Linked DNA regions of Homo sapiens: regions 2, 3, 4, 5, 6 and 7 are each linked to region 1. Evidence: chromatin loops called from intact Hi-C (ENCODE). Cell type or tissue: heart right ventricle. All regions are shown on one strand.

Region 1 (4,000 bases):
AGTTGGGGACAGGGCCTTGACTGGAACCCAGGTCTCCTCCAAACCATGCCTGTCTGAATTTTTCTGGGCTAGAAAAATTAGAAACCCTGCATCCCCAGTCAATACTGGTGCTCCCTCTTGTAGTCCTCACTCCACTCTAAGCACCCTTTACTACCTTTCCTCTGCCATCCCTTTGGGAGAGATGCAAGTGAGCAATGAATTCGACAGTGATAGGAAAGACCTCCTACAGAAGCAAGGGACTTGATAATCTATAAACAGTTCCTGGGTAAAAACCATGAATGTGTACAGAGCACCTACTATCAGGTGCTTACTGAATTTTCTCAATCTCCACCGTAACTGCTATCATTCTTTGTACAGATAAAAAACCAAAAGGCTTAGTTTTGTAGTATCTTAGTTTTGGTAATTTTCCCAAGATCTCACAAAAAGAAAATGTTTGAGCCAGGATCCGAACAATGGTTTATAAGATTCTTCTATCCACCCACCCATCCATCCACCCACCCATCCCTGCACACACCCATCCATGCACACACTTATCCACCCACCCATCATCCATCTGTCTATCTGTTCATTCATCTTTCCATCCAAGAAACCTTTACTGAGAGTGTGTTCCATGTAAGGCAGTGTGCTTGGTGGTATGGAGCTAAGGAGATACATAGCCCCCTGTCCTCATAGAGCTGAGTGGGGCCTCCTTGAGGGTACTGTTGGGATAGTGTTAGGGAGGAGAGTGATGAGGAAATGGTTTATGTGGAAACTGGGCACTTGGGAAGACCATGACAAGAGGATCAGTGGGTTGCTCCCTGACTCCTGCTTCTAAGGTTGCAGATGAGTGCCCAGCTGGCCAGCTGGCCACTGGCATAGTCTGCCTCTTTGTGTAAAAACTAGTGGAATCACATATGTGCTGCTCCCAGATGCAGTCTCGGCACCAACACCTTCCAAGCAGGAGGTTCTGTCATGGTGCTGCCTGCCAAGCCTTGTCCAGAGGACTGAGGCCACTTGGCCAGTTGCACTGGGCCCTGTGCCTGTGCAGAGACTGTCTCACCACAGCAGCTGGGGGCGGCAGGGAAGGGCAAGAGCTTCTTTTGTGTGTGTGTGTGTGTGTGTGTGTGTGTGTGTGTGTGTGTGTGTGTGTTTAAGCTGGAAAGAAGCCCTTTTTCACTGTGCTCTGTACTTGAGATATTTCACTGAGTGGGAGACAAAGAGGCTTTGTGTGCTCTTCAAAGTGCTCTCTGCTGACTGTGATACACATCCAGGAAAAACCCAGACCAAAGCCATGAAGTCACCCCAAGTTCAAACCCAAAATGCAATTTGCAGTGGTTAGAAATGACAAAGGATGGGTGGTAGGATCCAGAGAAAAAACAGTGAAACCCGATGGACCTTAAATAGATCTGAGGGCACTGATTTGATTATTTTGGGTGAAATCTTTTAAGAAAATCTTGTCAGATTCTTCACAGAAAATTTGGTAAAGCCTATATTTCATCGCCAGCCTAGCAAAGGTAAGACCCACGTTAATTTTCTTGGAATATCACTGTTGTTTTTATTCTTAGGGTGTATGTTAGGGAGAAGAGCAGGGAGGTAGTTTGTCAGATGTTGTTCTTTCCTTGTTAAGCTTCACCTGTTCTTAAGAGCAACTTGCACTTTGTCAGCCACAGAATAGTGCCTGCCGTTCAGGCCAGTGTTTTAGATATAATTGAATTGCTGGGACGCATTAAACATCATAGGGTTTTTAGCGGAGAAATAATTTAATGATGTGGCCTTTAGGATTGTTAATTAGCACTGTCTGTATGAACATGTAACAATAACACCACCTACCGTAAAAGCGAATGTTCTACACTTCAGGACACTCATTTCTTTAGGGCTTCCCGCAGAGAAGCAGTCATTAACTCTTTTTTTGACAAATGCTTTTAGACATGCTCTGTAGGGCCGTGAATTCACCCTTCCCTCCAATCCTGAATCCTTCTCTGCATTTATCCACAAGGCAAGCTGGCAAACAGGGAAACAAGGAGAACTGTGTGCTCAGCCCTCCAGAGTGGCACGGATTATGAGGAGGTGATGGTCCTTCCCCGCCAAGATCCTGAGACACTGTCACTCCGGAATCCAAAAAGAGATTCAGGCAAGGATGTGGGAAAGTTGGAACCCTGCATGCTGTTGGTGGGAATGCCAAATGGTGCAGCTGCTATGGAAAACAGTATGGAGGTTCCTCAAAAAATTAAAAATAGAATTACCATATGATCCAGCAGTCCCACAGGGTATTTATCCAAAAGAATTGAAATGAGGATCTTGAAGAGATATTAGTACTCCCATGTTCATTGCAGCACTATACACAATAGCCAAGATGTAGAAATGAACTAAATATCCAACAACAGATCAATGGATAAAGAAAATGTGGAACACACACACACATACACACACATCCCAGAATATTACTTAGCCTTAAAAAAGAAACTCTAAAATATGTGACAACATGGATGAATCTTGAGGACATTATACTAAATGAAATAAACCACTCAGAGAAAGACGAAACTGCATGATTCCACTTATGTGGGGTATCTAAAATTGCCAAATTCGTAGAATCAAAGAGTGCAATGGTGGTTGCCAGGAGCTAGGTGGAGTGAGAAATGAACAGTTGTTAATCAATGGACATACAGTTTTAGTTAAGCAAGATGAGTGAGTTCTAGAGATCTGCTGTACAACGCTTTACCTATGGTCAATAATACTGTATTGTGTGCTTAAAATTTTGCTAAGAAGGTGGCCCTCATGTTACGTGTTCTTACAAAGTTAAAAAGGAAAAAAGTAATGGGATTGGCTCACTGGAGGAGAAGCTGTTGGCTTGCATCCTGCCTGCCCTGATGAAGGGAATGGTCAGGGGCTTGTTTCTCTGCTGGAGTTCAGGCGGGTCTGTCTGAGCCATGGGTCTGGAGGAGGCCTGCATAGGCAGCATGCCATAGGTTTCTCTGGCTTCCTGAGAACAGAGCCTGATAATGATGGAGAAATGAGAGCTTCCCACTCCTTCTTCTGTTTACATTAGAACAGCCAAGTGTTTCTTCAACCATCCACCATTCCCTTATGTCACATGTCTTCTGAAGACACTTTACCTCTTCAGTGAGGCAAGAGCAGCAGCATGAAGGTATTTGAACACTAGATTGTGCCTTGTTCTTCAGTCAGCCAAACTTTTCCCTAGCCATGTTCTAGGCCTTGATGTCTTCACGAAACCTCACCTTCCAACATCTCACTCTGGCCACAGCCCCCTGTCCTGCTACTTCTCTTACTCCTCTCTCTTCTCACAGCCTTGTCTGGCCTCTGGTCCAGAGATGGCCAATGCCTGGTGTGATTGTTGCCACTCTTTCCAGCTCATTGAGAACCTCACAGACTGATCATGCCACTCTCCTATTAAACCCAGAGGTTGCTTTGGGATCCTTCTCAGCACAGGTTCCATCAACTGGAGTTGATGCGTGAGATGAAAACTATTTGCCATTCCAGCTCCAACTCCTTGATCCACTTTCTCTCAGTCCATCAGGCAGGACAGACTCCACACACTTGCATTTGAACTCTTCATGGCACCCCTCCCCTTCCCTTGCACACGCACATGCTCTGTCTGTCCAATGATGTGTTCTCTCCACTTTCTCTACTCTCATGCCCAGAGCACTAAGTATTTTTGGAGTATTTTGCATTATGATGTGTAGTTAATGCCACATAAAAATTTGTGGTTTCTACTTTGGAACTGTCTTTTATTTGTTCTTTATTAGTATCTTCTTGCATTTCCCAGAGAAGCCTTCCAGAGCCTATCTTGCCTTTTCAGTTCCCCAAACCACACCACCTCCCCTCCTTGTCTGTCAACCTCACCTCCCATTTCCCTGAGAAAACTGGCAGAGGCTCCCTATGCCTCCGCCCCTGCCTTGTCCCCCACCCTCTGCCCACATGCACCCTGTCTCTCCCTTTGAGAATCTTTGTTATCTTCCTGCCTAGAGTGCTGTGGCTTCCCCCTTCTTTCTCCTGAGATGTT
Region 2 (4,000 bases), 110 kb after region 1:
GGTAAATTTGGTGCATTTTTCTTTCCTATTTCTGATCTCTTCCTTAGTAGGTATTATTTTAACCATTTAGCATGCTGTTTTGACAAAAATAACTGTATTAAAGCAAATTTTATCGTGTTGCACCAAAAATATTTCTAACTTAAAGCATGATGCACAGACTGCTTCTAGGAATGAACTACAAATACAACAAATATGGCATTTTTTTTCTTTTTCATTCCTTATTGTAATGGGATTTCTTCTAATAAAATTGGGGTGAGAGGCGATAGCCAGAATTATTATCAAATGTAAATATTGTCATCACTCTTAGGAAGTATCTTTGTATACTTTATTACCTTGGTGTCACCTGTCTTTTCAGAAGAAGAGTCTGCAGTAGCACAGGAAATGTTGTTAGCTTGTGTCCAATGAATACAATGGACATACTACCAGAAACTTGCCCTGAGCTTGCCAATGAAAACATTTATTGCCATATGTAACTGCAGCATCATTAAAATTACTTAGTCTTTCTTAAGTTTATCATTTAGAGAAAGATAAGGAAAAAAGTTGGAAATTCTACATAAAATGTAAAATATCATCAACCAAACAAAAAAAGGAGGAAAAAAAAAAAGAAGAAGAAAAGAAATGAAGTAGCATTCTGTCTTTGAATCAACCAACCTCTGATTCTACTTCATCCATTCCTACTTGCCTCTGACAAGCAGACAAAACAAAATTTCCCTGTTTTAGGGTCTCCTCTGCTTTCTCCCAGGGTATACAGGCACATGGACATCTTGGACTTGTGGGTCCACAGCTTTACAGTTTCTGAGTTTATCCTGCAGCAACCTCTGAAGTTGGAGCTGTTTCTTGTCTGAGTCGCTGCATTTTTGAGACTCAGAACACCCTATGCATGCCCATTATTTATGAATGAATGGAGCACAAGGTAAACTGGAGTCCAGATTTCACTCTGTGAATGATAGAATAGCCGGGAAGATTTTGCAGGAGAGGGCACATAGTTTGAACAAAAAAATGATAAATATTATTGGATAATAGTATTTTAAATCCAGAACAATTAGGTGCATTTAACTTTATCATTGTTCTCTAAGAGGCTGGTGGAAGCTGTCCTTCCCATGCAGCAATCAATCTTTTCACAGTGTGGCCCTTTGTTAATAGCCTTTAAAAAAGATTAAATAAAACATGTTAAATATTGCAATTATTGTGGGAAATAAAATTATTTGGTGAGCATAATGGGGAGCAATTCAAGCATTTAACATGATCCAGGAAATGCTACTCCAAACAATTGCATTTGCTTTATGCATTTTTCCCCTTTGATTGCTGACAGATGCCTTTTTGGAAACAAACATCTAAATGGTTTGCCTTCAGTTAGAAAAAAAATGTAACAGAAAGCGGCTACATGTTTTGAATTTAACTCTTGTCATTTGAATACTTCTTCCCACTGCGCATGAATGAATCCAAGGCAAAAACAGCGCTCTCATCAATAAATAAGCCCATCAAAATTTGGCCTTTCTTATTTCCTTTCGGTATATTTTATAAGAAGTGGGAATCCCCCTAGATAGGGAGTCAGGTGATGAGGACTATTTCCTGAGTAACAATGGGGAAGCATTAGAAAGGGAATTGTCTCCTTATAACATGCAGCCTCAGGCAAAGTGCAAGTCACTTTCCAGCCTCATTCAGGTCATCATGGCCAGTGCTCCCCTAAATAAGCTATCCCCTTTTGCTGAATGGGAAGAACCCAAGAAAACTCAGAGGATGGTGAATTTCCATCTGTGTCATTGCTGCAGTGCATTCCGATAAAGGCCTCGAAGACTCTGCTGTCAACACGTGTACAATAGCAACGCCAAGGAGAGGTTTTGGTTTCTGTTATATATTGCTAAAAGGAGATATGATTTGAAATATTCATGATTTTCAGAGGCTGGGTCGTAGAGAGATTGAGAGCACTGCTTCTGCAATCTAGTTGTCCATATCCAGGCTCTCTTGGTTACTGTGTGACCTCTCCCAGGTTACTTAACCACTCTGATTCTGTGTCCTATCATAATCAGGAAAATGAAGATAATAATAGTTAAATGTGCGCTTGTGTGTGTGCATGTGTGTGTGTAGTGTAGTTAGAAGCAAAGAAATGCATAGGGTACATAGTCCCTGATATGTAATGAGTTCTCAACTGAAGTTATTGTGCTGTTATTGATGTCTTGTTACTATTATTCCCCTGTTGAGGGAAGCCCTCTTTCTTCCCCCTTCTGCTCCTGTGCTGTGAGGGTCAGTTGGATCCCTTCCCTCTGTTCTTCCATAATAACCTGTGCCTTGCTCCACTGCAGCTATTAGCACCCTCTTCTGGAATCATCTGCCTGCTAGTCTGTTTTCCCTCCTAGACCTTGAGATCTTTTTTTTTTTTTTGAGACAGAGTCTTGCTCTGTCGCCCAGGCTGGAGTGCAGTGCCCCAATCTCGGCTCACTGCAAGCTTCGCCTCCTGGGTTCATGCCATTTTCCTGCCTTAATCTCCTGAGTAGCTGGGACTACAGGAGCCTGCCACCATGCCCGGCTAATTTATTTTATTTTATTTTATTTTTATTTTTAGTAGAGACAGGGTTTCACCGTGTTAGCCAGGACGGTCTCGATCTCCTGACCTCGTGATCTGCTCGTCTCAGCCTCCCAAAGGACCTTGAGATTCTTAAGGGCAGGGACTGTATCTTGCTCATCTGAGTAGCTGTAAGGCCAAGCACAGTGCTGGGCAGAGTAGGGGCTCCCTACGTGGTTGGAGAATGAGAATAAAAAGGCACAGGACATTAGCCACTTTGAAATTTGCATCCTTCTATTTACACAGCCTTGTCTTTTACCTTGGCTCAAGCTATTGCCCTCCTGGGACATGATCTCCCTTTCCAAGGTAACACCCTCCTCAGGACGCCAGCTCACAGTGACCCCTAACACGTTTGGTGCCCTGCTGCCTTCCTTATATGCACCATCCATTAGTACTACTTTGCATCAACTGACTGTATTATTATTTGTCTTTGATGAAAATGTGTCTTTCTTTCATTTATTCACCCATTTAATAGCAACATATGTGATTCAGGCACTAAAACTTATTTTCTCTTTCTTTTCAAGCTCTGTTTCTAGGACCATTGGAAATTTGAAAGTCTAGGGGAAGAGCAATTTGATTTCGTATGTAACAGCTCACGTATACTGAGTGTTTCCTCTTGGCCAGGCACTGTTCTAAGATCTTTGTGTGTGTGTGTGTGTGTGTGTGTGTGTGTGTGTGTGTGTGTTTTTCCATGTGAGTCCTTATGAGGTAGAACCTATTATTAACTCCATTTTACAAACAGGATAACAGACTCCAAGAGGTAAAGTGACTTGCTTAGGGCTCCAGAGTTAGTGATGGAAGGAGGATTCAAGCCTTGGAATGATGACTTCAGAGCTTCACCACTCTGGTGTTGCCTCCTGAACCAAAAAAGGAGAGAAGTAACAGGATTTAGCACCTGTTACATGTCATACAGTTTTTAAACACACTTTTGGGTATGATATGTTGTTTAACCTTCACAACAACCATAGGAGGTTGTTATTACGATTTTTAACTTGCAGATCAGGGTCAAAAAGGTAAGAGTCTTGGCTAAAGACACATGCTAAAGAACAAGAGCCAAGATTCAACCCTATGTCCATATAATGAAAAGCCTATGCTTTTGCTATTCCAACCAGCTTGTTCTCAGAAGACAATTTTTATTTTTTATTCATTTTTTTGGAGATAAGATTTATCTGTCACCCAGGCTGGAGTACAGTGGCCTCGAACTCCTGGGCTTGACTGATGTTCCTACCTCAGCCTCCCAAGTAGCTGGGACCACAGTTGTGCACCACCACACCTGGCTAATTGATTTTTTTTTTTAGAGAGACGGGGGCTTGCTTTGTTACCCAGGCTGGTCTTGAACCCCTGGTCTCAAGTGATCTTCCTGCCTTGGATATTTTTTATTTCTTATGTAGAGTTGAATGTTGAGCTTAACAGATATGTATGGCCTTGAATCACCAG
Region 3 (4,000 bases), 380 kb before region 1:
AGTCTATACAGGAAAGGCATATTTTTTCTAATATATTTTTCATCTTTTCTCTTTATGTAATAGTAAATTGTCACCAAGGTTGCAACATTCTTGGATGCTTTTAACAAAAATACTTCCCCACATTTTGGTCTTACACTTTTCTGGAATGACCAGCCAAAACACTCTTTAGACTTTTCTAACTTTATCTGATCCTGACAGCTTCTACTCATCTGTATTTTGGAATTCTGTTTTGAACTTTGGTGAGAACAAAGTCATCTTTCTAAGCTGTCCATTCCCAGTTTCTTATAACATGAAATGTGTGGTTTCTCTTTACTCTGAATCACCTCTCCATCTTGCATACACCTTAACTGAATATTTGTCCAACCTTGTAATTTAAGGCAGGCCCATAGTTTTTATGAATAAAGTTTTACGGGAGCATAGCCATGGCCTTTCATTTCTATATTGTCTATGACTGCTGCCACATTACACCATCAGAGACGAGTAGCTGCAACAGAGACCATATGGCCCACAAAGCCTAACATATTTATTAGCTGGCCTCTTATAAAATGATTTTCTGACCTTTGATTTAATTTTGATTATTTGTGATTTTCAGAAATGACCCTTGTGTGAGACTGATTCCTTGCATTTTCTGTCTTTGAATCTTTAGATACCTTTTTGACAGTAGTTTAATACATGTTTTCCAATGGACAAATAACAAGTACCAATTCTATAAAACAACTCCGTAAAATTAGTGGTGTAAATTATTAGTGCAAATAATCTTTTTGAAAGGTTATGTCAAAGCAGGAACAATAGATACTGTACTGAGGCACTGGTTTGAGAGCTAAGCCCACATGATTTGATACTGGAATAAATAAATTACAGGTTAGTATCCATCAGAAGAAATAACAATAAGGGTTATCATGAACCAGGGACATTTGTACATCCAATGAATGCTTACTGAGAGCCTGCTACTGCCAAGAACTATGATGAGTGAGGAAGGCACTTAGATGAAAGACATGGTCCCTACCCTTAAACGGAAAAGAAAGTCTGACAGATTAATTTTTTAAAAGTCTGCGAAGTCATCTGATAGAGCTACAGGTGCTCAACTTACAATGAGGCTATGTCCTGATAAACTCATCATAAGTTAAAAATATCATCAGCTTAAAATGCACTTAATATGCCTATTTTATAATAAAGTGTTGAATATCTCATGTAACTGATTGAATATTGTACTGAAAGTGAAAAACAGAATAAGTGTATGGCTACTTGAAGTATGACTTCTACTGAACACATGTCACTTTCCCACCATCGTAAAGCTGAAAATTTTAAGTGGAATCATTGTAAATTGGGGACCATCTGCATTCCTAAATTGAAGTGGCTGCAAAGAAGTGGGTTATCTAACCCAACCTGGGGATAAGAAGTTCAAGGGAATGGCCTCAGAAAACGTGAAGCCTGGAAACAATGTTAAAAGGAAAGGAGGAATTATGCAACTGAAAGGGATGGAGGACTTCTAGGTAGAGGAAACAGCATCAAGAGAGCAGAAAATGTTTACTGGATTTCTGATAGCTTGGTATGATGACATAGTGTAGAATACACGGGAAAGAGGAAGGATGGTTAAGGTGAGGTTATGAAGGATCTGGCAGGTTTTTCTTTCTTTGTTTTAGAGACAAGAGCTCACTTTGCCACACAGGCTAAGTGCAGATGCAGAGGTGTGATCATAGCTTACTGTAGCCTCCAGCTCCTGCGCTCAAGCAATCTTCCCGCCTCAGCCTCCGGAATAGCTGGGACCACAGGTATGCTACGCCACACCCGGCTAATTTTTTAAAAATTTCTTTTGTAGAGATGGGTCCTTACCATAATGCCCAGGCTGGTATTGAACTTCCAGTCTAAAGCGATCCTCCTGCCTTTGCCTCCCAAAGCACTGGGATTACAAGCATGAGCCAACATGTGCCCGGTGGGATCTGGCAGGTTTATTTAAGGAACATAAATTTGAATTCAGCAGATTCCCAAGTTTATAAGCTATTAAAGCATCTACCTCACCCCACTATAACTGGGGATTATACTGTCAGCATCTAATATAGTCCCTGACACCAGGAGGCAGTCAGTAAACACTGGTCAATGGAATGGGTTGCTGCATTGAGTTGTATTCAATAGTCAAAGAAGGACCAGCAAAGTATGGGAATGCTATCATCAAATTTGCATTTATCACCTAGAAAGATCAGTCTGTCATGAGGGTAGGCATGGAGGTGAAAGGGTGGGGGGCGCCTGAAGAATATAATAGGCAAACCAGAGAGTCCACTGGGGCATTTATGCAAGGTATAGTGGGGATGGGGACTAAACTCAAAGGATGGAAAGGAGGAGCCTGATGTAAGTTATTCAGGAGTTAGAATCAAGATGTACTGACTGGCTGGGCACACGTGTGGTGGCTCACGCCTATAATCACAGCACTTTGGGAAGCTGAGGTGGGAGGATTGCTTGAGACCAAAAGTTCAAGACCAGCCTGAGCAACATAGTGAGACTATGTCTCCACAGAAAAAAAAAATATTTTTTTTAAAAATTAAATTAGCTAGGTGTAGTGACACGTGCCTGTAGTCCCAGCTACTTAGGAGGCTGAGACGGGAGGATCACTTGAGCCCAGGAGTTTGAGGCTGCAGTTAACTATGATCATGTCACTACAACTCCAGCCTGGGCAATGGAGTGAGAACCCATCTCGAATAAAAATCTTGGAAAATAAATAAATAAAAAGAAGACATGCTGACTTCTTGACTATCGTAATAATGGGAACAGGGGAGTATGGGATAACTCCCACGATTAGCACTTGGGAAACCAGGTGAATTGAGGTGCCATAATGGAACTATGGAATCGAGGGACGGTATGAGGAAATAAAACAATTTCTAAGAATAAATACTTAGTTATTTGATTAATACCAATGAATAAACCTTAATCACAACTGTCAATATACAAAAACAGTCACTGCTAAAAAAAATGGAAGACTGAAATTCACATCTACTTTCTGAAATTCAAACACATCTCTCAGTAACAGGCTCTAAGGGCCTTTCGTTTAAAAAAAAACGGTGAGGCTTGACAATAAGTGTAAACAGGGTTCTAATTAATAATTCTGATAGTCATTCCCTAATTTGCTTTTTATATTAAATTTATTTGCATAATTTCCTCTTTTATTAGGTAATCTTTATGTATGAAATAGGCTATGGAGGAAGGGTGGGGGAGATTAGTCAAATATGAGCCTAGATCACTCATCCTCACTCCCAGCAAGCTGACATACAGTAGGTACTTAATGCTTTGTGCCTTCCTGGAGATTAGAGATTCACACCTCTCATTAACCAAAGAAGGGTTATAAGGCTGATCAGTGTCATAGCTCTGGATTTAGATGTTTTTCACAAATGTCAGAAGGGAGATGAGGTCTCAACTGGGTGGAGAAGCCGTTTCATTCCTGAGCATGGCGGACACTGTCTGGCCCTCACTCCCTCGCTCTTGGAAGGAGAGGAACACAGAGCAAAGTGTGAATGTGAGGGACTTGATCAGACGGAGAGAAGAAGAGGCCTCCTAGCTCGTGGTGAACATCCAGCTGCACTTAAATTTAATACTTTATCTATCCTAGAAAAATGTCTTTTGCCTTATCTTTTTTAAATGTCAAGAGAGCCAGAATAGGGGAAGAAAAAGAAAAGCCTGTGTAAACATGGTGTGCCCACCTTCCAGATGTTAAAAAATAATTAAGCCCACATAAACGGGCTTAGCTTGGTCATATATATACTTCCTGTGAACCACTTAAGTACACTGGAATTGTAATGTGGCAAATGGCACCAGGTGGCCTGGCACGTCCCGAAAGTGTCTATCAGACTTCTGATGAGTAACTTGAGAGCTTGGCAAACTGGTTATGTGTGTCTTGAATTTTAAAACATCACTAAGTTTCTGAAATGAGAATGGGTTTCACACCCTGAGTTAAATAATCCTAGTAATTCACAGACCCAAACTCTGCCTTCTTCAAGAGTCTTATAAAGGA
Region 4 (4,000 bases), 880 kb before region 1:
TAAGTCCTTACTCTTGACCACCTCACTCTGCAGCTTGCTCTGCATCATTAATGGTCAGAAGAAACGGGAAACAAAGAGTTGTAAATTGAGAAGAAAGAAATATTCATATGGCCATCTTATGATTGAGCAGAGTCTCTTAATTTGTCTTAATGGTGGAGGTGTATGGCACTATTACTGAACTTCTAACTTAGCAAGGGAGAGAAAAAATGACATCCCAATCACAGCAGCATTCACGTTGGTTTCTCTATGCTTCTCCCATTGTTTCATTATGCACATGCTGTTCCACAAGGCAACATATTGTAACCTGAGATTCTACTACTCTAGCCTCTCTTAAAACCTTCCAGAGAAAGTAGAGAAAAACTGCTAGGTTTTCTGTGGGAATTACAAAACTTTGGAATTAGCAAAGTAAGAACTTGCCAAGTTCCCGGCTATGTCTGTTTGAAGTGGCTGATGATTCTTTTGAAGTTTTCTGATCCAGTTTTCTATGCCTCTGTGTTTCAAACATCAGGGTTCATTTTCAAAGTACTGCATGGAATTTTAACCAAATATACCATATTTAAATCAACAAAGGCTACACAGCTAATTCCTTGAAGAATGCCTTCAAATGTAACTTATCTTGCTTTTTGCAACTAACCCTGCCTTTCTACCCCCGAGTCAAGAGACTCTTCAAAATTTTCTTACAGGCTCTGATGTAATATAACACCACATATTTATGAAGAGGATTAAAAGTAAAAAAGAGCCCAGGGAACTCACTAATAAAGTAGTGTTAAACTATAATTACACCAGTATTTTCAAGTAGAGGGAGCTATTGCATAGGAAGAGAACAGAAGAGAACCAAAAAGTACAGTGGCATATCAGCAGGCAATCGACGTGGTAATATAAAAGAGCTGTCTATTTTGTCACTGGCAACCATGAATCACAACACACTTTTCATCCTGAAATATGAAACCATTACATTTTAAGTTTGACACACTAATAAATAAGCTGTACAATTATTTCCTTCATTTAGGATGTCAGTTTTTGATGAAAGGCTTTTTTATTGGGGGGAGAAGGGAGACTACATAATAGCTTATTCCTCTCATGAACTGCCCAGCAGCTAACATTACTTCATATTAATAATTTCTACACTTCCTTAGAGAAAACTGCAACAGCAAAATATACCAAAAGCAAATAAATGGTTGCACCAAGTTGTTTGTGAACAATCTCTGCAGTTTCAGATAACACCAAAATTTAAAAATATTATTTTTAACCCAAATAGGTGAGGAGGTTTTCAAAATGCAACCCACTGAATTGATAATTTAGGAACATTCTAAAGGACGATTCACCAGAAGGAAATGGAAATAGACTTCTACCCTTGAAAGGTGAATATATTTTCCTTATTGCCAGAAAAGTCATTGTGAGCACTAATTTACACAAAGTGAGGCCTTCTTTAGACCTCAAACTAGTGACAGGAATGCTTTCTTACTAAAATGTATTCAGGTTTAGACCACTAGTTATGCTAAACACTAAATCCAATCTACCACCCCTTTTCCTGGACGACAGAACCCAAAGGCAGCTTCTTTGTCATTTGGGGGGCAGGGAGGGGACAAACTAGCTACCTCTGAAGATGCCCCATTATGTATAATCACTGCTTCATTTTTTATGATGACTTTTCTGCCTGTGATTTCCCACGTAGCTGAATGAAATCGCTTTAATGAGTAACAGTCATTTCCTTTCATTTCCTTTACATCACATGCAGCAGCCACCCTATGGAAAAACAGCAGCTGCTACTGCCTACTGAGGTGGCTGCTATTCTTGAGGCTTTGCTGCATAAAAATGCTCAAACACCAGCCTGACTCAGGCTGCTTCTCATCAGAAAGGTCCATTTTCTGAAAATACAATCTATGATATTATGTGCATGTTATAGCAAACAAATGTTATAGAGACACTTCTCAAAACCCTTACCCAACCCCCAGGCCCCCAGGCATATTTACATAGATAAATATATGAAGCGCTTCACAAATGTGCATGTTATTCTTGCACAAGGGTCGTGCTGATCTCTGTATCATTCCAATTTTAGTACATGTGCTGCCAATGTGCACACCCCTGATGGCACCTTGCTGAAATTATTTTAACTGTCTTCCTACTAAAAACAAAATCCCCATCAGTTTTTATCACCTTTCATCATAATTGTAAAATCTCTAATATTTCTTCTTTTGGTAAATAACACTGCAAGGAACATTGTGTTTAAGAATCAAGATGCCGCTTTAGACTAAATAGCCAATAGAGGGCACCAGAGACCAATCATAGAACATGAGAAACATGTACTATGGGAGCCATTCTCTTCTGAAGGAATTTTTTTCCTCTTTATTCAAAAGGCTTATATTATTATACACACTGTAACAGTGTACCATATGTTTGGTTCAGCCCATTTATTTCTGAAAGTTGTACCCTACACCTCTTTTTTTTTTTTTTTTTTTTTTAAGACAGAATCCCTCTCTGTCACCCAGGCTGGATTCTCATGCCTCAGCCACCTGAGTAGCTGATGTTACAGGTGTGTGCCGTCACTCCCAGCTAATTTTTCTATTTTTAGTAGAGATGGGGTTTTGCCATATTGGCTAGGCTGGTCTCGAACTCCTGGCCTCAAGTGATCCTCCCGCCTTGGCCTCCCTATATCCTCTGAGTGGCATCAGCATATACTCAAGCATTCCCTTCTCCCCCTCACCCCTCCATTGAGTTGCTCACTAAGGCATGTCAGTTCTTTTTATCTCAGCCTTTTATCTCTTCTGATTCTTCCTTTCCATTTCCACTGCCACAGCCTTGGTTCAGCTTCTCGTTACTTCTGAGCAGCTGCTACAGTTTCCTGATAAGTCTACCTGTCTCTAATCTTGCCCCCATGAGTCAATTTTCTAGAGAGATAATAGAACCATCTTTAAAAATAAAAAGGTGATCATAATTCCTCCTCTGCTTACAGTACTTCAGGGATACCTACTGCCTTCAAGATAAAGTCCTAACTCCTTTATTCTTCGTGGAAGGAAAATCCTTCAGAACTGCAGTTCTGTCTCGTCTCTCACTTTCCCCATACATATCACTGCCTGCTCCCGTTTGCCCAACACTTTATCCCAGGTATTGTGAAAGGCCTTGTCATGCTGCGTGGCTTAATGCAAACCATCCCCTCAGCCACGAACGCCCTCCCTGACCCACTGCCACTTGTCTAGAGTTTGCCCCAGAGTCAGCTCAAGTGTCTCCTCCAATGAGAAGCATTCCCTTACTCCCTGAAGACCCAAGCACTTCCTACTCTGTGATATCCCTAAACCAAAAAAGACCTTCAATTACAGCATTTATCATAATATATTTCCTTTACTATTTGACCTTCTAGAATTAGTTTGGTCTTCCTGTTAGATGTATCCACAGCTTGTTGCATTTTCTTCATTAAAATACTTTTTACATTTTACTGAAATTATTGTAAATTATTTCCTTTAAATTACTTCCTACTAAAAGTAAGCTTTATGAGACCAAGAATGTGTTTGCTTAGTTTTTGCTTGATTTTCAGGGCCTACTACAATGCTTGTCATGGAGAAGGCACTGAAGAGTAGTTAAAATGTTGAATGACTATCTATTTAGTTTGCGTCTTCCCACTGGACGGCAAGTACACCAAAAGCAAAAGCCACATCCCATCATATAGGAATAACAACAACAGCTGGTAACACTTACTAAGCTCTTGCCATACCAGGCACTGTTCTCAGAATCTTATTTATTTGAACCCATTTAATTCTCACACCATCATGAGGTAGGTATGTACCAACATTATCCCCACTTTCCTGGTGAGGAAATTGAGAAAAATTAAATAACTTAACCAAAGCACATGGCTGGTAAATGGCAGAGCCAGAAATTAAGCCAGCCAGTCAATTCCCAGAGTTTGTGCTTTTAGCCACACTAAGCAATGCTGCTTCTCTAACTTAAGTATTTGCTAAATGAATGAAATGTTGAAAGAAGACAAATATGTTAGAAGATATTTTTA
Region 5 (4,000 bases), 670 kb before region 1:
CAATGCATGTAAAGTGGTCATTTGAAAGCCTGGAATGTAGTAAGCACTTAGTAATAGTTCAGCATTATTATTAATATTGTGATTAATAATAATGATTAATTTTTAATCCATTCAGAGGTCATGACAGTGTTAGTTCCATTTTATAGACAGGTTGTGGTTAGAATCTGGATCTGCTAGGCTGGGCACAGTGGCTCACGCCTGTAATCCCAGCACTTTGGGAAGCCGAGGCTAGTGGATCACCTGAGGTTGGGAGTTTGAGACCAGCCTGACCAACATGGAGAAACCCCGTCTCTACTAAAAATACAAAATTAGCCGGGCATGGTGGCAGGTGCCTCTAATCCCAGCTGCTCTGGAGGCTGAATCAGGAGAATCACTTGAATCCGGGAGGTGGAGGCTGTGGTGAGCCGAGATTGCGCCATTATACTCAAGCCTGGGCAACAACAGTGAAATTCCATCTCAAAAAAAAAAAAAAAAAAAAAAAGAATCTGGATCTGCTTAATTGCTATCTTTCCCTGGATCATATTCATCTCACATAATGCACACAGCATCTCACTTCCCAGAAGGATCTTCACCTTTTCATCTGGAAACTGAGTGCTAACTGCCTACGGCAAAAATTCCTTTTCAATTGGTAAATAACATCTTCTTCTATAACTATCATTGGGAAACTCAGTAACTGCTTATTAAGTGCTTTGGGTAAATAGATGGAGGAGATATTGTATATAAGACACCTGTGTTGCCAAAACAAAGCACCTGCCTGTTTGTAGCTTACTAAACCACAGGCTCAAAGATTCTGTCCCTCAGGCTTTAGGAAATGAATTCATAAGTTTAGCAACCATTGGCATTAGCTCCAGGCAGCGTTTGATTTTTGGAGTAGAGCAGCATGAGCAGAGGCTGTGGCCCAGAGCAGAAGCTGGGGCAGAAGCCCAGGGACAGGCCAACAGGTGGGTGGGGGAAGCTAACTTCCTCCTGTGAGAGCTAATCGGCTGAGGGCATCCAGCAGGCCAATGCAAAATGAGTCTCCTGCCCTTAGAAAACAAATACCAGACAGGTCAGGAAAATTTAGCCCCAAACCAGTTCTGTCACCAACAAACTGGTTGACCTGGGAAAAGGCATTTAACCTCTTCAAGCTTCTGTTTATTCGTTGGCAAATGAGGGCATGGGATGAAATCGGTGGTACTCAATCACTGCTCTGGCACATCGGAGGTGGAACACGACTAGCCTACATGGTGCAGGATTTTTGTAGTAATTACTAGCCATCAAAAATGCCTGACAACTCATACATATACCTGAAAAACAGTGTTGGGGTTGGGGGTTGGTTTTCTTTTTATCATATTAGGTTTCTGTTATTTGATAGATTGGATTATTCAGTTCATTCATTCATTCATTCATTCATTCAAATGTTATTGCCTGAGCATGCTATGTGCTGGGCCTGTCCTGGGACCAGGTGCTGCCTTTGCTTTCAAATGGGGTTTACCTGGAACCAGTTAAAATTCCTAGGTCATAGGAGGTGACATGATACCTTTTCTCCTCCAAATAAGAATCGCTGAATCTGATATGACTGTGGGTAATCTGGTCATGGAAATCCCTGCTTCCCAATCCTTACCACTTCTACCGACCCCCATTCCTACTGGCTAGGAAATTCTCTAGGCAATTATCAAAGTTCCCCCAGCCCCCACCGGGTTCCTGCAGACGCCGAGGCGTCTACTAGGTTTGCCTTCTGATTCCTGTAGGTGGAGCCAGATCCCCCGGCTGAGAAGCCCTGGGCCTGCTCTCTGCGGCGGCCGCCGAGCGGTAGGTTTGCTCTCCAGCTCTCTTTTCCTCCTTCTCCCTCTCTCATGTGCGGTCTCCCTCAACATCCAAACCAACCGAGTGCGTCTGAGGTGAAATCGTGCCAGACTTAGAGACGGCTGCCAGGTTTCTCTCAAGTCTTGGCTTAACAAAAGAAAGCAAATTACAAAAATGGAAATTTTCAAACTAGCGTTCAGTGGTATTCAAATCGACGTTTGGGTAGCGCACAGGCACAGACCGCATTCGTGCTATTTTGTGATTAAAATGATACCAAAAATACCTCCTTGCTTTGGTTTTCGTCTTCGAAAACGACTTCTTTCCTTCTTCTAATTTCCCCCTTACTTTTGGGAGCGGCAAACCCCTGACCACTCTAGAATTGCTAACATTTGGACCGGCGTCTGTTGAAATCTTGCCTCTGCTGACTTTTTTTTTTTTTTAAGAGTTGAACTTTAAAAATGTGTGCACTTTGCAGCCTGGGGAAATACAGATAAAGAAGTTTCTAGGCACTTTCCCAGGAAGTTCTGTGTTTTGTGTGAGGAACTACAAGTTCTATGACAGTGCATAAATCGTCTTTACGTCTCATCTTGATACCGGGAGCAAACCTGAATGCGCGTCTTGCCAGCATGCATGCTACCTCGTTCTCCTTTGAGCATGAATTGTGTGCTCTGTCTCATGCTTTTAAAACATGGGTTTAAGGTGGCCATTGAGTTGGATCTTGAATGATTTTACTTAACATGAGGTTTTATAAAGAGCTTGATTGACCACGTCCTGCTCGATTATTTTTGCGGTTGCTAGACAAGGCCCTGTCCCACGTGGGTTTGTGAGAAAGGTGCTCTCATCATCACCCCACCCCCAAGACTGCACTATTTCTTTCCTTGGAAGCGTTGACTGTCTCCTTCTTACACAGCTGTGTTTGCAGTGCCTGGAGACAGGTGGGGGAGCAGTCTTGGAGGCCGAAGCTGCCAATTCCTTCTCTAAGGACTGTCTGAATAGCTATTAAATTTTAAAGCTCACACGCACGCACACACTTGTTTTGTTTGTTTTTGGTGGTGGTCACTCACTGTGCCTTCCCGTTTGTTGTACAAGGGCAGCTGCACCAGTTTGCCAGAGTGAGATTAAATGTCACAGACAGACATTCTATTGTGTGCATTCGCCAGCCCACCTAAGCATCACCTTGGGCCACTGCCATGTCTTTCTAGGTGCCTCAGAAAGCTGGGTCCTGTAGCATTGGCGGAGTTGTGGGACTGCTTATGAATTTCGGGAAAGAGGTTCTCCCATCTGGATAGGTAAACTTAAAGCTCCCACGAACACTGCAATACTCAGGCAGTAGTCACATCAAGAGGTTCTTGTTGGTTTGGGCCTACACGAATTAGGATTCTCTACCTGGCACAAGTGACTGTGGACAAATCAAGCTGCTAGTATTTTTCAGATTTCAGAATAGAGGGATGACATTTTAATCTGGAATCAGATACCCTGCTCTTTTTACCCTTTAGCCCCAAATACCCAGTGCTCTTCAGGACCCTCGTGCCTTTGCTTGTGCTGTTTCTTCCTCTGGGAATTTCTCCCCCATCCTCTTCTCTGCTTAGTAAACTCTTGTTGGTCTTTCAAGGCTTGTCTCAAATACAGCCTCTTTGAAATCTTTCATAGCCGTGCCCATGCACCGAATTTCCACCCCCTCCCTGTCATCTGTTAAATGTCGCTGTCTTGCTAGATCTATGTAACATACTACGTACTGCATAACTGTGTTACGCACATCTTGGTATGCCTCTTTCTCCCCTAATAGAATATACTCTTTGCCCAGGCAGGGAACACGTCTAATTTACCTCCTACTTCTCAGGCTAAAGATGCTCAGTAAAATCTTTTGAATGAATAAAGAAACATGCTTGGTTTTTTCATCAATTTCCAAGAGACAATGTGTTTACTTTCAGGCTCTCCTAGTTCAATTGCCAGACACCTATAACCATGTCCGTAGAGCTGAGAGTAAGATTTTAAAGTTTATATTAAAGTCTGATGTTCATAGCTCAGAGACATTCTTTTGGCTTACGGTAAAGGAAAGTTTGATGAGCACGTTGGTGGAAAATTTCTGTATTCCCAGCACCTGATTGATGCCTCTGTTCCTACAGAATCCAAAGAGAGCAGAGCACTCCTGCAGACATGGGAGCTTGTGAAAGTTGTGTAGCTCTCCTACTGCTTTGGTGTAGTCTTGCGGATT
Region 6 (4,000 bases), 990 kb after region 1:
ATTTATTTCAGATCTTTATGTGATGTTGGAGCTAGACAAAGGAAGAGAGTCACTTCCTGATAATCAGAATATAGATAGAGTCTCATCTTAGAAAAAGCAGTGGACTATGAATTGGGAAACTCGAACTCATATTCTAGGATCCTCAGCTTATTGTCTTAACAGCAAGGACAAACCACTTAACTGTCTGGGCTTTGGTTTCCACAACTGGAAAGAGATAGTTCACATTATGTTGCCTCTTCTGTACCTCACAAGGTCTAGAAAGGCACACCTATAGGAAGCATGTAGGACTACAGAGAGTAGTACAGTTTGTCAATGATAACATTTCATGCAAATATTAGGTAACACTTTTATTTCTGTCCCTGCCTGCAAGAAAATAAGGAGCTTGTGTCAGAGTGTAAATCTAGGCAATGCTTCCTTCATTGAGAAAGTCTGGCAACAGAAAAATAGTAGCGGAACTTAATGGTGTACTTAGTGATGTAATTGATTTACTTCATCACAGACTAAGCAAATAGTCCATGGACCAATGCCAGCCTGTGATCTCCATGTTGAGTCTTGCTGTATAGACCACCTTGAAGAAAGCAGCGTGTGAGCATTGATGAGAGAATGCCTGGGAATAGAGTCTCAGATCATTTCTTATGAACTTTGTATGACCTTGATCATCTTGCTAAATCTCAATTTCTTCTTTAGAATGCAGTTAACAATGCCAAATTGGTAGAGTAGTTATGAAGATGAAATGAGAATACATTTGGACCCTTAGAATAGGGCCTAGGACGTATTAGCCAGTGGGGAAAAATTTTACTTATTATTATCATCACCACCATCATCATTCACCCAAAGCATCTGTCCTCCTGGTCTACCACAGTTTGTGGATTCCCATAATTCAGGTATATCCCAGCTGTTTGTCACACATCAAGGAGGTTGTGCCACTGACACTTAGTGAGTAGAGGCCAGGGATGATTCAAAACATCCTGCAATATCCAGGACAGCCCCTCACAACACGGAATTACCCAATCCAAAATGTCAATAGTGCTGAGGTTGAGAATATGAGTCATTCCTTTGGGTTGAGTGAGGTCCCTGGAAATCAGATCAAGATTTAATAACAGATTTTCAGGCATACCAAACTTGTACTTTCATAGAGTATTAGCCCTAAAAGAGACCTTTGATGTTATATGACCCCAATCTGTTTTACTGAAAATAAACTTTAGAAGAATGAGAACTTACCTTCTTTCAATCATCCCTCCTAAAAGCACACTTCCCCAGATGGATTAGAGAGGCCCAAGGTCAAGGCCATCCGGCTACCAAGTGAGAGAGCTACAATTGCATCCCGTGTTTCTGGATCCTGTGGCTGAGGCTAAAGAAGGGGGAAGGTAGGATAGCCCAGGGCGTCTGTAGTGCAGAGACCAAGCCTCCACATCTCTTGACCCCTCACCCCACAGAATCAGGAACAGTGGAGGGAGGTGTCCATAAAATAGTATAGTAGTAAAAAGCACTAGACTTGATGTCAGAAGGCTTGGAAATGTGTACCCTCTCTCTGACACTTTCTCTGTGTTATTGGCCAGTAATATAAGGCATAGAGTCCTAGAACGTTGGCACTGAAATGTCTTTAGAACACTTCAGGTGCAAAGTTAGCAAAGTTCATTCTATCTCTACCTATCTATTCATCTATTGGTCTATTATATATATATATTTCTATCTCTGTATCTCTCTGTCCTTTAAAAAAAAAAGGGTCATGAATGTACTTACCTCATAAAACTGTTTGAAATATCAAATGGGACTAAAAGTGCAATGCAAGTTGTTACTAATGCTTAAAAGTACAGACTTTGGAACCACGCAGCCTGAGTTCAAATCCTGGCTCTGCCAATTACTAGCTCTGTGACCCTGGGGAAGTCACTTAACCATGCTGTGCCTATTTCCTCATATCTAAACTGGTCACAGTAATATCATTACCTGCTTCGTGCTAATATTGTGAGAATTTAGTGAGTTAGTATACCTAAAATGCATATAGAACAATGCCAGGCTCGTACGAAGTTTCATGCAGAGTATTAGCTGTTATTGTAACTAACCATCCTTTGTCCTTGTTCTTCCTACTAAAGCCAAAAAGCCAACCAAGGCATTTTTAAAGTAAATTGTGGAACTCTACAATGGCTAGTAAGAAGGCAAGTTTCTTCTCCCAAATTCTGCCACGCTCACCTTCCTGCCAAATCCTATTTTAGTATTAGGAGGCAACATCGCCCTCTGCTGCCCAGAACTGAAACAGCACGTTCAGCCCCTGTGCCGGCTTCGTTACTCCCGTCCTTTCTGCTCTGCCAATCTTGCCTCCTGAAAATGCGCTTCCCAGACAGATGAAATTGCTTCTATGTACTAATATCATCAGCGAAGCATTTTCCTAAGCAGCTGACTCATGACTTTTTTTTTTGCAATCAAAAGGAACCATCTTTCTAGGCTCTAGTTAGAATGGGAAGAGCTGCCTGTTCTCCAGTTCCCAGTAGGAAGCGACGCTCTGGAGCCCCAGGAACTGAGGAGGGCATCCTCTCCACCTGCAAAGAAGCTGCGGAATTGGAGCGTTATAACAAATTATTCCCATCCACCAATCACTTTGTAATGTGGCTGTTTTCAAGGTAAACTCATTCGTCTTCTTGAACAGATGGCAAAAATAAATAAATAAATAAATTCTGTCTTTGCATATGTGACTCCCTCCAGAAAACTCTATCCCAGATTCAGAAGTGGGCGAACAGGCTTTTGACTGAGATGAGCGCGACAGCTTGAGTAAAGTGGACTGTCTCTATTTCCTCAGAAAGAAGGCCAGCATTCATTCAAAACCTACCACACCAGACGTTTTACGAGTATTATCTCATTTCATCTTTACGACAGCCTTGTGAGCTAAAATTCATCATGCCCAGTAATAATGCAGGAACTGAGGCTCTTAAAGGTTCAAGAATGTGGCCCAAAGCCAAACAACTGATAGATGCTAGGGCCAAGGATTTTGGTTTGGCTCTTGCTGACTCCAAAGTTCACCATACCTCAATGTCTCCTAGGGACTCAAAGTCACACTGGGAAAACGGTGACCTGCAGATTGGAGAGATAACACTAGAAATAATCAGAGAGGAGGAGTGTTTCATGTGTGGTTCGGAGAAAAAGGGATCCTCTATTCCCCTATTCACAGGGAGCTTCTAAAGGGTCTGAGGTGGGACACCCCTCCAACCCTTACCCAATAAAGACCCGCAGTCATCAAGAAGGACTCTGGGTCATCCAGGGCTGCCTAGAACGTGAAAAACCTTCAAAGGGATGCAATGTACTGGCAAATTCTACCAATATTTAAGGAAGAAATAACATCAATTCCACACAAACCCTTCCAGAATATAGAAGAGGAAGAAGGAGCACAGCCCAAATCATGTTTTATCCAGATACCAAAACCAAAGACAATGTGAAGAAATCTACACACCAACAGCCCTCGTGAATATAGACCCCAAATCCTTCACACAATACCAGCAAATCAAATCCAACAATTCGTAAGATACATAATACCAAGTGGGGCCTCTCCTGGAAATGCAAGGTTGATTCAACATCCTAAAGCCAATCAATGTAATTCACCATATCAGCAGACTAAAGACGAAAAATTACATGAATAGACAGGAAACAATGGAGTCCAACTCTGACACTCTCCAGATGAGAAGCCCAAGGACCAGAAGTGAGATGAGATGTCCCAGTGTCACAAATTACTGACAAATCTGTATGTAGAATGCAGCTCTCCACACCACAGAGCCGTGTGAAGCTGCTGCCCATGCTGGGTGCAGGGAAGTCCTTAAGTATGAAGGAGCAGTCGCCAAGAGGCTTCATTCACAGCTCCACATAGCTGTAACTGAAGGGAGGGAGTGGGAAGCAGCTGGCTCCAGCCCACACCAGCTAGAAAATATCTGAGGTTCACAGACATGAGCATCAAGGGAGCGTGAGGTTGGTGGTAGGGGTTATTTTTTCCCTGCAAATTCCCAAAAGAGGTGCA
Region 7 (4,000 bases), 870 kb before region 1:
ATTTTCACACTGCTCTAAAGAACTACCTGAGACTGGGTAATTTGTAAAAGAAAGGAGGTTTAATTAACTCACAGTTTCGCATGGCTGGGGGGCACCTCAGGAAACTCACAATCATGGTGTAACGCAAAGGGGAAGCAAGGCACATCTTACACAGCAGCAGGAGAGAGAGAGAATGAGGGGGGAGCTTCCACACACTTTTAAACCATCAGATCTTGTGAGAACTCACTCATTATCATAAGAACAGCATGGGGGAAACCATCCCCATGATCCAATTACCTCCCACCAGGTCCCTCCCCTGACACATGGGGATTATAATTTGAGATGAGATTTGGGTAGAGACACAGAGGCAAACCGTATCACCTATGATAACGGTTAATTTATAAATTAGGCACAGTAAGAGATTAATAACAATAATAAAAAAAGAACAAGTATAACAATACACGGTAATAAAATTTATGTGAATATGGTCTCTCTCAAAAATAGCTTAATATTTTCAGACTGCAGTTGACAGTGGGTAATTGATGCCATGGAAAGGGAAACCTCAAAAAAGAGGGAACTGTAAGCAGTACGTAATTGTTAGCTATTAAACCATGTGGCCATGTTTTCCAAATAAAAAATCAGAACACAAAGTTTTCAAAGGATTTTTCATTAAAATAAATAAAATTTGAAAGTTAAGGAAAATATTAAGCAATTTAGTTACAAAAGAAAATAAAAACATGAAATCAGGACTAACTTATTAATTCTGGGTTATTCACTGTGGCTGGAATGTCCAATCCCTTACTGTCCACACAGCAGACCTCAATTCCCCCTGGGGCCTCTCTGGATCCCAAGAAATAACACTCAGAGAGTCTTTTAGTCTTACTTTCACCATTGCTAAAATTATAACATATTGTACAGAGCTGTTGCCAAGTCTGTTCTCTTTATTCTGTTGTAATATATGCTTATTTGTCCGCTGTCTGTCTACTCCAAATTGAATTTAAACTCCATGAGGACAGACTTCATCTAATTTGTTCACTGCTAGCTCCCCAATGCCTAGAACAATACCTGGAAGAGGAGATGCTCAGCAAATATTTATTATATATAGGAGTATACCTTTTCATTTTTATAGTCTCCATACTGGCTCGTATCTTTTAAAGGTGAGAATGAATAACAAGCACAACAAATCTGTACCCAGATTCTATCTTTGAAAATCTTCATTATCATTATCATCATTTTTCAGTAAATATAATAGGAACACTGATTATTTTGAGTTAAGAAAAGCATAGGCATTTATATGCATTTTTTTTTTTTTTTTGAGACCTGATCTCACTCTGTCACCCAGGCTGAAGTGCAGTGGTGTGATCGCAGCTCACTGCAGCCTCTGAACTCCTGGACTCAAGCCTCCCGAGTAGCTGGGACTACAGGTGCACGCCACCATGCCTGACTAAGTTTTTTTGGTTTTGTAGAGACAGTTTCACTGTGTTGCCCAGGCTGGTCTTGAACTCTTGGCCTCAAGTAATCCTCCTGCCTCAGCCTCCCAGTGTTGGGATTACAGGCATGAGCCACCACACCCAGCCTATATTCATCTTTTTATTTAGTCCTTGTAATCTTATAAAGCAAATATTACTTCTATTTTAGATATTATCATTTTAGTAAACAGAGAATAAGAAAGACTAACAAGCTTGCCAAAGTCCCAAGAGTATATCCAGAATGCAAACCTGGACGTTTGGGAGCTTTCTGACTCGTAAGCTAGTCCTCTCAACCATACCATATGTTCAGTGCTGTACTGATAAATGTAATATCAGATTAAAATAAAATACAGAGGAAAGGGCTGAAAGGGAAACTTGAGCCCTAGAAATGGTGTGTAAAAATCAGCCAGTCAAGTCAATCTGCTTTCAAGCATCATTCACAGACTAGATGTTTGGTACCAGAAGGAGGCAGCACCACTTCCTGGCACTCACTGGGAAAGCCTGGCTTTTCTGGATCACTGCCTGCTCCAAATGACACTCACAAACAAGGTGGAGGAGCACAAATCATCACACCTTGAACAAACAGATTTCCAATACCTACTTGTTAATCTGATTCAATCACTCTGGCACACTCTAGGAAGGGCTATGACTTTATCTACTACCATGGTTCTTAATACTGACATCACACTCAACTGGGAACTCCAGAACACATCCATTGCTACAGGTAGAAGACTGGTGATGAAACACCTCTGGGGACCGAGTTTCTTCTTTCGATTAACTGTTCCTATTCCTTTTTTTTTTTAATAGCTGTTCTGTTTTTTAATTACATGAGGGACAGATGCATAGCCAGGCTGATACCCACTCACTTCCTGGATATCTTGAGCACTTTGCAGGAGAGATGTGATTACCAGTTATGGCAGTAAATCTGAGCACCTTTATGGCCACATTTTAGCTCTCCATGGCCATTCCAAAAACACTAATATTTATAGTTTGGCCACGTCTGAAACACTCACTAAAGGTAATACAGTAGATTCACCATCTTCAGGATCCTCTCCTCCTCAACAATGCCTTCAAGTATGAAGCAGAAACTGTCATGGATAAACACGTGTTAAAAGGAAAGCTACCCTATGAGAAAGCTGACAAGCATTTGCTGCTTGCCTGTTATTCTCTTTCGCCCCCACTAGACACAATGGGATTTTTTGCCACATTCGTATTCCAGAGCGATGAAATCCCTGCAAAGTTCAACATCAGGCCTGACTTAAGATCTTTGAGGCCTCCTGCTAACTTTATCCCCCTGCAGCTGCCTCACTAAGGCAAGCTTTTGATCTGTACTATCTGGATTTCAAGCTGATATACACACAGCCTCTTTGATCTCTTATTAAGTGGCTTCTGGTCTCCTGATGCCTTTAGTCTTGCTGCACTGAGGTTTTTGGAAGTCAGTCGTCATCCTGAGCACACTACAAACTGCACACACCAGGAGTGGGCTCCCTTCATTCACCCACTTTGCAGGCTTGAAAAGCAAAACTTAAGCCATGAGAGAATTTCCCCAGTAGCCACAATCAATCCACTCCATGAGCACACCACTAAGAATTATTTTTCAAATGAAGCAGCTTAAAATGATTTAAGGGATACAGAACTTTCCCATAGAGGGAAAGGAAGCAAATCCTCTGTGAAAAGAAATCTTCAGCCCAGTTGGCACTGGAACTTACAGTACTTTGATGTTAATAAAAATAAATGTGGATAGGAGTCAGGGATGGGCAAAAAGTAGCCTTTATCAGTTCCCCTAAGTTCCGTTAAGCAAAAAGTGACCTTTAAATGCAGCTGTGTGGTTTGTTCAACAGTAAGGCATATGATATATCTGCAAGACTACAGATACTGCCATTAGTAGCAGATTGACTGCATTTTGCTTAGTACCAATATCTTATATGGGTGACGTGGACCCAAAGAGCTCCCAAAAAAAAAAAAGGCAAGAGAAAAAAAAAACCTAGATGTCAGTGGCCATGTTATAAGATCCCTTGAGCATTAATGTGAAACTGTATAATAACTTATAGTACATGCCTATCCTTTATATTTTAGATTCTGGAAATAATATGGTTACATACCTGACTTTATAGTGTTACCACTCTATATACTATTAATGTGTTAAAATTATATCAATACCTATCAAATGCTAAATCCTACATTCTGTAAACTGATTAGCTAAGATGAACATGAAGACAGTAGGCTTGCACAGGCTATTGAAAACTATATACTGATATTAGCATTTACTCAAATTCTCAAATCTCTTGGTAAAAATTAAAGTCCTAATGCCCTCCCCCCAACCCCACCACTTTAAGCTAAATTCTCTAATAAACAAAAGTAAAACAAGATTAAAATTTGTGGAAGAAGAAATAAATAAATAAAATTAAGTGGAAGAAATAGAAATAGAGTTTGGGGCACTAATATCATAGTCTGAATATAAACACTTTATGCCCACTTAGCTACAAAGGCCAATAAATTAATTACCGCCATATATAAAGTTGAAACAAAATTGATAGTTATATATTGCTATC

The links. Peaks named below come from ENCODE experiments on the same cell type or tissue, not always from the same donor. Only the 100,000 strongest peaks of a DNase experiment are listed, where the experiment ranks them.
Region 2: it touches region 1 in a loop (2.0-fold over the local background); 7 of 110 quality-filtered maps call a loop at or near these places.
Region 3: a loop joins it to region 1, with 2.9 times the contacts of the local background. A loop is called at or near these places in 24 of 110 quality-filtered maps.
Region 4: it touches region 1 in a loop (3-fold over the local background); 63 of 110 quality-filtered maps call a loop at or near these places.
Region 5: it touches region 1 in a loop (9-fold over the local background); 31 of 110 quality-filtered maps call a loop at or near these places.
Region 6: it touches region 1 in a loop (4-fold over the local background); 6 of 110 quality-filtered maps call a loop at or near these places.
Region 7: a loop joins it to region 1, with 3 times the contacts of the local background. A loop is called at or near these places in 63 of 110 quality-filtered maps.

Annotation. Positions count from the first base shown.
Region 1 is chr1:60,968,041-60,972,040 of GRCh38, reverse strand. It overlaps NFIA-AS2 (NFIA antisense RNA 2), which reads left to right and starts at 1,301. Exons shown (of 7, transcript NR_110617.2): 1 at 1,301-1,493. In heart right ventricle, a CTCF peak has its summit at 1,803; a DNase peak (open chromatin) is centred at 1,020; H3K4me3 peaks cover 376 bases; H3K27ac peaks cover 1,679 bases.
Region 2 is chr1:60,859,743-60,863,742 of GRCh38, reverse strand. No RefSeq gene overlaps it. Among named protein-coding and RNA genes, the nearest start is that of NFIA-AS2, 110 kb to the left of the region's middle. In heart right ventricle, a CTCF peak has its summit at 2,313 (motif pointing left); no DNase peak of the experiment used is centred here.
Region 3 is chr1:61,348,283-61,352,282 of GRCh38, reverse strand. The region is part of intron 4 of NFIA (nuclear factor I A); the gene reads right to left. Among named protein-coding and RNA genes, the nearest start is that of NFIA-AS1, 97 kb to the right of the region's middle. In heart right ventricle, a CTCF peak has its summit at 2,073 (motif pointing right); no DNase peak of the experiment used is centred here.
Region 4 is chr1:61,850,582-61,854,581 of GRCh38, reverse strand. All of the region lies in intron 17 of PATJ (PATJ crumbs cell polarity complex component), which reads right to left. It also overlaps the pseudogene RNU6-1177P. Among named protein-coding and RNA genes, the nearest start is that of MIR12132, 6.5 kb to the right of the region's middle. In heart right ventricle, CTCF peaks have their summits at 777, 2,053 and 2,257 (motif pointing right); no DNase peak of the experiment used is centred here.
Region 5 is chr1:61,639,647-61,643,646 of GRCh38, reverse strand. All of the region lies in intron 2 of LOC107984964 (a long non-coding RNA gene), which reads right to left. Among named protein-coding and RNA genes, the nearest start is that of TM2D1, 83 kb to the left of the region's middle. RefSeq lists enhancers at 1,634-1,683, 1,894-1,943. In heart right ventricle, a CTCF peak has its summit at 1,731 (motif pointing right); DNase peaks (open chromatin) are centred at 949, 1,776 and 2,706; H3K4me3 peaks cover 691 bases; H3K27ac peaks cover 3,535 bases.
Region 6 is chr1:59,975,233-59,979,232 of GRCh38, reverse strand. No RefSeq gene overlaps it. Among named protein-coding and RNA genes, the nearest start is that of CYP2J2, 50 kb to the right of the region's middle. In heart right ventricle, CTCF peaks have their summits at 2,032 and 2,242 (motif pointing left); a DNase peak (open chromatin) is centred at 2,232; H3K4me3 peaks cover 379 bases.
Region 7 is chr1:61,841,014-61,845,013 of GRCh38, reverse strand. All of the region lies in intron 17 of PATJ (PATJ crumbs cell polarity complex component), which reads right to left. Among named protein-coding and RNA genes, the nearest start is that of MIR12132, 3.1 kb to the left of the region's middle. In heart right ventricle, a CTCF peak has its summit at 1,901 (motif pointing right); a DNase peak (open chromatin) is centred at 1,947.